Linked DNA regions of Homo sapiens: region 2 is linked to region 1. A link is an interaction called in ENCODE POLR2A ChIA-PET data of the cell type or tissue named here. Cell type or tissue: B cell. All regions are shown on one strand. Each heading gives the region's core, and the rest is flanking DNA. Links, peaks and the distances in the headings are about the cores only.

Evidence for each region. Peaks named below come from ENCODE experiments on the same cell type or tissue, not always from the same donor. Only the 100,000 strongest peaks of a DNase experiment are listed, where the experiment ranks them.
Region 2: POLR2A ChIA-PET joins it to region 1 with 12 read pairs; 2 of 35 experiments call an interaction of 5 or more read pairs at or near these places.

Annotation. Positions count from the first base shown.
Region 1 is chr4:83,108,735-83,113,128 of GRCh38, reverse strand. The region is part of intron 1 of PLAC8 (placenta associated 8); the gene reads left to right. Among named protein-coding and RNA genes, the nearest start is that of PLAC8, 3.8 kb to the left of the region's middle. RefSeq lists enhancers at 2,263-2,312, 2,413-2,462 and a silencer at 2,873-3,152. In B cell, for the core only: a CTCF peak has its summit at 2,565; DNase peaks (open chromatin) are centred at 738, 1,279 and 2,558; H3K4me3 peaks cover 4,000 bases; H3K27ac peaks cover 3,848 bases.
Region 2 is chr4:83,173,177-83,177,570 of GRCh38, reverse strand. All of the region lies in intron 4 of LOC124900167 (a long non-coding RNA gene), which reads left to right. Among named protein-coding and RNA genes, the nearest start is that of PLAC8, 61 kb to the right of the region's middle. RefSeq lists an enhancer at 2,634-2,683. In B cell, for the core only: no CTCF peak of the experiment used is centred there; a DNase peak (open chromatin) is centred at 2,270; H3K4me3 peaks cover 2,500 bases; H3K27ac peaks cover 4,000 bases.

The DNA.
Region 1 (4,394 bases), core at 137-4,136:
ACCCTAGCTCATTCTATCTAAACCACAATCTCTGAACAGTGTGTAGAATTCTACATTGTACAGATTCCTCAACCCTAGCTCATTCTATCTAAGTCACAATCTCTGAGCAGTGTCTAGAAATCTACACGTTAAAGAGCAGTCCAAGTGGTTTTACTAATAGTAAGCTTTGAGGACCACTGAACTAAGGAGACAAGCTGGTACCTAAGGTCCTAGGAACTCTAGATTTTCAAGGACGTTTTCTCTCCACTTATTGCTGACCTTTTACCTTGAATGGCTAAGGCTAAAGACTTCATGGCTGAAGCAAAGAGAATTGTGGTTGTTTGAACAAGCAACAATTTTACATTTGTTTCTGTTTTACATTTGTTGCAACTTAAAAGATACCTTGAATTTTTAAATGATCACAGAGGCGCGTACAAATGAGTGTGTTTGCTTTCTCATCTGTTTTATAACTTTCAAGAAGGTATTTCTTTGAATAAGATATCTCACGGGAGAAGTTATTAGACCCTTTTTAGAATCAGCTAGAAGTGACAGATGGAAGTCCTGGATAGCAGTTCCCTTTAGGACTACTCTTCTACGCAGGGATAAGCCGAGTAGACTTCTCCACCAATATAGGTAATCTGTGCTAGAAAGGAACTTACAATAGCATCAGAAACCTCCTGGGGCCCCCCATTCTGCTCCAGTTCCTAGTGCTAATATTCACAGAAGCACCTGGGTCCCTGCAATCTCCCACATTCAAAAGAGGAAGTCAAAAGTACAAAAGTAGTGAAGGAAACAGAAACATACAATGTTGACTGTTGGGCTAAAGACTGTTGAGGCTACTACATGGAGGAAGTAATGTTCACACAAACTAACTGGCAGTTAGCATATGGATATTTGAGATACAGCTGATACATATATATATATATATATACATATATATATATACATATATATATATATAAATTTTTTTTTTTTTGAGACGGAGTCTCGCTCTGTCATCCAGGCTGGAATGCAATGGCACGATCTTGGCTCACCACAACCTCCACCTCCTGGGTTCAAGCGATTCTCCTGCCTCAGCCTCCCGAATAGCTGGGATTACAGGCATACACTACCACACCCAGCTAATTTTGTATTTTTAGTAGAGACAGGGTTTCTCCATGTTGTTCAGGTTGGTCTCGAACTCCCGACCTCAGCCTCCCAAAGTGCTGGGATTACAGGCGTAAGCCACCACACCCAGCCGATACAGCTGCTTACTATAGAATATAGAGATGGCCACTGAGTGGATTTCAAAGGCACTCAGAAAATGTTCAGGACTCAAACTGCTATGAAGTCTAACATTAGCCAATTTGAATACAAAAACACATATGCCATACACTAAGTAAATACAGTCAGGTAAAGGAAAAACAATTACATAATTGCAGGGTGGTTTTTATTCTGAAATCTTCAGATTGCTGTTATTATATTAAAAAACAGAATATAGGCTTCTTGAAAAAATAAGGGTGTTAAATGAACATGTTTTTCCTCTGAAAGAGTTGTAGGATCATCTTTATTTATTGAATACCAGTTTCATGCCAAGCATTGGCTAAGGGCCAAGAGGGAAAAAAATACAAACAGCTATAGTATCATTTGTATGACTTGCCCCCTCCTTTTTTTTTATTTTTTTATTTTTTTTTTGGAGATAAGAGTCTCGCTCTGTCACCGAGGATCCACCTGCCTTGGCCTCCCAAAGTGCTAGGATTACAGGCGTTAGCCACCGTGCCTGGCCTGGTATGACCCCTTAAAATTTTTTTTCTAGTCACTGGATTTGCTTTTTGTTTCTGAAAAGGATATTTCTTGTTTTGCTTATAAAAGAAATAAATGCTAATTATAAAAAAAATTATCGGCCATGGGTGGTGGCTTACACCTGTAATTCCAGTGTTTTGGGAGGCCAAGGCAGGAAGATCACTTGAGGCCAGGAGCTCAAGGTCAGCCTGGGCAACATAGTGAGACCCCCATCTCTACAGAAAACGAAAACAAATTAGCCAGGCATGGTGGTGTGCACCTGTAATCTCGGCTACTCAGGAGGCTGAGGTGGGGGGATCACTTGAGCTCAGGAGTTCCAGGCTGCAGTGAATTATGATCGTGCCATTCATTGCACTCCTGCCTGGACAACAAAGAGACCTTATCACAAAACAACAACAACAAAAAGTCTATCAGCCAATCACCTAGGGATAGCCACTTGACATTACGGATAATTAGCCTTTCATATTTTTTCTGGTATTTGATAACCAAGATGAAATGCAGAAGAAATTTGAATACATATTCTCTAGCATTTCCTGTAATGCTTCTTCCTCCAGGATTTCAAATGTGGGAAGCCATCACCCAAAAATATGGTTTCGACCATGTTAGTACTGGAGTTGGGATTTAGGGAAGATCTGGTCCCCACCTGTGGAGGTCTGCAGAGTCAGGTGAAACATTAGCCTTGTTTGCGTTTCCAGGGCTGGGCTCTCGCCACTGTTTGCTATGCACCATCTGGAGCCTGCATCACGCATGGCCTCAGCCAGCCCGGAAGCGGAGAGCGTGGTGGCGGGGGCGCTAGTGAGCTCCTCCTGTGTACCAGGTCCCGAGCTAAGGTTTTGAGACACCTCAGTGAACTTGGCCCACAAAATCCCCTGCCTTTGTGGAGCTTACCCTCAGTGTTGGGGATTTGGGACTTACTTTTCCCAAAGCCAAGCTAATTATTGTAAAAGGGGTGAGTGACGAAAACGGAATCATTGCAAGGTCCTTACCTCTTATTTCATGAGATTGGCGGCATGAGTGTGTCTAGAGAGCTGTGGTTGCTTACTCTTACACGTGGGCGTGTACCCCAAGACTAGAATCCAGGGTCCATCTAATAAGCATTCAAATCAGCGGGCGGGGGAGGGGGTGGGTGATAGTTTCTTGTCTTACTTTCCAATCCCAGCGTTGCTCAGCCCATACCATCTGATAAAAACTTTTTACAATTTAGAAATGCCCGGTGAGCCTGGGCGCCCGGAGCGACAGAGCGGCGGGTGCCCGGGAGGAAGCGGCGCCAGCCCTGCCCAGCTTTGCGGCTCCTGGCGCCTGCCGCTGGGGCTGGGCTCCGAGACCGCGCGCCCGCTGCCCGGTTCACGCCGAGTCCCCAGCGGCGCGCCGCCCCGGCGAATGGTCCCCCGAGGGCAGCCATCCGCAGACGCAGTTCCCTGATTGCCCCAGCAAAAATGGGCGGTCTCCTTGGGATAGATTCTGCGCGGGCTGCTCTTAAGAATTTACCGGCAGGCAGGTCTGGTCCCAGCAGAGGAGACCCAGGGGTCCCAGAGCTGGGCTGGCGGGAGGCGTAATCCGGCGGGGTGAGGGTTGATCGAAGAGCCCCGCGCGCAGCTGCCGCTCACAGCCCCTTCCCGAGTGCAGAGCGGGCAGAGAAGGTAAGAAGCCCACCCACCCACTCCCCGCCTCCTGAAGCCCGTGCTTCAGACCTGTCCCTGCAACTGGGGAAGAGCCAGGCGGGCTCTCCGCCTCCTCGATCCTCCTCCCTGGAAGAGGCCCGAAGGCAGCGGCCGCCAGACACACGTTCGCCTAGTCCGTCACCCGACGGCTCTGCCCCTCAACAGGGGCTCCTCCACCGCCACGTACACATCCGCGGCTCATGCACGCCCTGAATGATCGGCTCAGCCGGACCCCCTGGTTTTTTGTTCACTTACTGGAACCTTCTTTTGCAGAAAATCTTGTTTGCTGTGGGATCCACAGATGGGTCCGCCTCCTTCTTTTAGTGTAAAAAAGCAGTGAACGGCTATTATGGTACATTTTTAAAAAAATCAAACAGAAGCCAAAACCACTTTAATGTCTATAGAAGGACACGTCTAATACATTTAAAATAAGCTTCAGCTGTTCTGAATACAGTTCATGGTATTTTTATTTAAAGACAAATTCTTTAGAATGAGCCTGTAAGGTGGGTAGGTCAGAAACCCCATTTTACAGTTTAACAAGTGGACATTTAAACGGCTAGTTAAATGATGAGTCTAAGATCACGGTTTCAGAAACTAAGACTTGGGCAAAGCTGCTCTCACTCCGAATCTAATTCATGTTCCATGACCCTACACTGCCTCTCATGATGTAGAGAAATGAGGAGTAACCTTACCAAATGTACTTCTTAATAAACTGCCCCTACCACACAGCAGGGTCCGTCAGGCCAGCGCTGACACAGGTTTGCAGGCTCCCAGTAAATATGAAGTGAAGGACAAGTCAGGAAGTGGGAAGACTGGAAAGGATTGCTCATCGGAAATCAGTCCAAAACAAAAAAGAATAAATTAGGAACAAGAAGGGGGGATATACACAAAAGTTTAGGATGATGCCATTTTAGAGAATGCTATTTTCTATAATTCACTACTGTCGGCCATGATCACAGGTTGCTCGTTTGT
Region 2 (4,394 bases), core at 169-4,168, 64 kb before region 1:
TATTGCCTCAATTGGGAATATCCTCATTAAAAACTGGTCCTACACACTAATTACTGTTTTAATGGATTAAATGGAAAGACATACATTGAAAATGTCACAAGTAGTTAAGCTTTGTATGGTGGAATTGCTAGAGGTTTTTTGTTTTGATATTTTGGTAATTCTCAGATTTTCTTCATTGAGCATATTATTCATTCATTCATTCATTCATTCATTCATTTTTAGAACCAAGCAACACCTCATTCTATGCCATAGAATGAGTGTTCCCCTTGGCTTAATTTTTTTAAATTATACGTGTTTGGGGAGAAAATTTAAGTGGTACATGAAGTTTGAAGTTGAGAGGAAATGTATTTTATTATTGTATAAAAGACTCAAGTTGGACTAATTCAATACTCAAAAATCATCATTTCCTTTAATGTGGTGATTCTCAACCCTGGCTGCACTTTGTAATTACCTGGGAAGCCTTAAAAATACCAATTCCAGATCACTCACTCAATCTCTACAACCAGATCAAATGGTTCAGAAGCAGAATAGGGCCAATTAGTATTTTTAGAAGATCAACTTATTATAATATCTAAGGTTCCATATTGCAATTCTTTTATCTTTACAGCATTGACTAGGAAGTTACATTACAGACAGTCCCTAACTTACAATAATTCCACTTACAATTTTCCAACTTCATGATGAATTTATCTGAACTAAATGCATTTTCAACTTAATAATTTTGTTTACTTATAATAAGTTTATCTGGACATCACCCCATATAAGTTGAGGGACTTTCTGTACTTAAAATTTGACTCTGTAGGTGTATTGTTACATTCTTTTATTACCATGGGAGAAGGTGGTAATACCTACTACAAAAGTTTTCCAGGCTCTATGGTACAGAACTTGGGGACTTTTATCAGCCATGTGGTCACTTGCTGAAGCAGCCCCAGAGGTGGTTTCTGAGGGAAACAAACTTTCCTGTAGGTAGATGACTTAAGCTCACTTCCATGCTACACTAGGGTGGTCTTCTATTCAGCTGTGTGTCCCCACTCCATTCCTTAATTTTTATAACAATGCAATACGTTATATACCTTTCCATCTGCATACCTCTTCTCATGGATAAGCAGCTTGAGCTGGGAATCTGAACTCAAGGTCTTGCCAGACTTTTAACTCAGTCTCACCACTGCCCAGTTCTTACTAAACCTCATAAATAGCTGGCAAAAATGCTATTTATGAAGAATTATCAAGGAACATGCCCCCTTGTACTCCTCTAAACAATCTTTAGGCCAAGTTCTGTGGCTCACACCTGTAATCCCAGCACTTTGGGAGGCCGAGGCAGGCGGATCATTTGAGGCCAGCTGTTGGAGAGCAGCCTGGCCAACATAGTGAAATCCATTCTCTACTAAAAATACAAAAATTAGCCAGGCATGGTGGCACACGCCTGTAATTCCAGCCACTCGGGAGGCTGAGGCACGAGAATTGCTTGAACCCAGGAGGTGGAGTTTGCAGTGAGCTGAGATGGCACCACTGCACTCCAGCCTGGATCACAGAGCAAGACTCTGTATCAAAAAAGTCTTTAAAAATCTGATTTTTAATCTTGAATTATCTCAGATTATCAGACAGATAAGTACTTGGATGGGATCATTTTAGCTTCTCATACGTTACTTTCAGTGCTCATACTGTAATCCCTCCATACTCTTTAAGCCTACATTAGGAAATGTCTGTTCTAGTTATTATAGAACTACTGTTAAAGGCTTAGATCACTCTTTTTCATGCATCACCTCCATTTTGACGAGAAATTTCTCTAGGTTTTAATTTGTTTGTCTTTTATGGACATGGCCAATCTCCTAAATATTTGTGTTCCCTCTTTGCTTTGCCTGATCAGAAGCTCAGGGTCTAATGTGCAGTGATGTCTAGCATTGTATAGGAACCTTAAAGCACGCACTAAAGCTGCTCTAGGCTTTATTTTTCCTGTGCCTGATTTCTTCATTTTGCATTTGGTATCTTATTGCATATGTGAGTTTGTAAATGGCTCAAATCTCCTTAAGATCAAGGGTATAAATCAGAGTTTCTCAGCCTTGCCACCATTGGGCCGAATAACTTCTTGTTGAAAGTTAGGGAAGGCAGGGCCTGTCCTGTGCATTGTAGGATGCTTAGCGGCTTCCCTGGCCTCTACCCACTAGATGCCAGTAGCAATTCTCTGCCATCTCCCTGAATTGTAGAAACTAAAACTGTTACTAGACATTGCCATATGTCTCAGGCAGGTGGTGGTTGGGTGGGGCAGGGCGGATGGGAGGTGCAAATCACCCATGGTTGAAAACCACTGGTATAAATAAATACAATTGTATTGAGCACCTACTATTTTCTAGGCTATGTGTAGGCCATTATCTTTGGGGGACACAAAGATGACTGAGGTCCAGTTACCTGTCCTCAAAAAAAACCTACAAATAAGTCAAAAGAAAAGGTGTACATGCTCAGAATACACGTATATAAATCTCATGTCTGCTATTAGTATAGATTCCTGTATATTTTTAATAACCGTGGGAAGGAGGAAGTGAAAATAGTATCATTGTCATTTAGAGAAAAAGCACAGAGGGAGCCAAGTATCAGTGCTGTAATGATATCCTAGTGTCCTGAGCGCCAGACCAGAGGGTTCTCCACCACATCTGGAAAGGGGTTTGCAAGTTCAGAGGAGGGAAAGGCAAATCCAACATGGAAGGTTAGAAATGGCTTCCTGGTGGATGGGCACTAGGGATGGGATGTTAACAGGTAAAGAGGAAGACAGGAGACGGTAACTGACAGCAGGAATAGATATAGAGGGGCTGCTTGCTGAGTAGTGATGGGATAACTTATGGAAGTAGAAATCAAAAGGACTGAAGAAATAGGGTAGGTCACATTGTGAAGAGCTTCAGAGGGCACGCATAGAGGGTCTGGGTGTGAAAGGGCAGTCTTCCTCTAGAACCATGTATGCCTGACACCAGTTTAATAAATTATAGGACAAAAGTAGAGAAGAAGCTTAATAAATTAGGTTACTGGAGAGGTTAATGATGGAAGACAATGGAGGCATCGATAGACCCAGTTTACCCTCTGCTTTTTATCTCTTCCCCTCACAAATGTTTTAGTGAGCCAAGTCCCTTTGACTTGCTTGATGAAAGGAGGATAACTAAACTTTGCCAGTGTCAGAAACTTTCCAAGTCTTGTGCTATGAAAAACACAAATACTCCTGAGAGGACTCCTAATTTAAGCATTATCAAGCATGAGCACCATTTTTAACATGAAGAAAAATGTTTTGGAGTACACTTTGTTTATATAAATTGTGTAGCTTAAATTAGGAAATGCCATATCTTCAACTACACATAATCATTTTTTAATTTCCTTATAACTGAGAGTTTTCATTCTTTTGGCTAAAATTTCAGAAATGACACCATTGGTAGATGAGGCAGAATCTTATCCTGATGCAGAGACTTATGAATTCTGGGAGACCCAGAGGTTCTGTGGGAGTAGGGGAGGGAATTGGCCCTAAATACACACTCAGTTGCAGGACTAAAGGGCTTACTGTGGGGTTTCTGGCTTCTGGAGAAGCTCAAGAACAAGGGAGGTCCTTGAAAGGAACAGATCTGAAGGGATCTGGGAGGCTGCAGGAGATGTAGGAGTCCAGAAGCCAACTACTGGTATGAAACTAACCTTTCTCCACTTTCAATGTATAAAGAGGAAGGGATCCTTTCCCTGGCTATGGCCTAACACAGGTGACAAAAAGTAGGGCCTTTTCCACTGACTTTATTTTACTTTCTTGTTCCAGAAATTAGGTTAATCTCTAATGAGGGGCTGGTGGGTTGATGCGACCCATGGAATTATTTGGTAGGTGGCTGAATGCCAGAAGGAGGCATACAGAGGGCAAAGGAGGGGCTGGAAATAGGGGGAATTAAGAGCCCTGGAACGCCAAGGAGAGACTTACTCAGCTGTTTTACCTGATCCCATCTGGATAGCTCAGATTGGCTCAGAAAAACAGAGCCCAGCGCAAGACCCCAGGGAGTCAATAAATAGTAACTGCTGAGAATAAAACTTCCAGTTAGGAGCAAGCCCCCCAAAATCTGGCCATAAGCTGGCCCCAAAACTAGCCATATACAAAATCTCTGCAGCACTGTAACATGTTCATAATGGCCCTAACACCCAAGCTGGAAGGTTGTATGTTTACGGGATGAGGGCAAGGAACACCCGGCCCGCCCAGGGTGGAAAACTGCTTAAAGACATTCTTAAGCCACAAACAATAGCGTGAGCAATCTGTGTCTTAAGGACATGCTCCTGCTGCAGTTAACTAGCCCAACCTATTCCTTTGATTTGGCCCATCCCTTCGTTTCCCATAGGGGATACTTTTAGTTAATTTAACATCTATAGAAACAATGCTAATGACT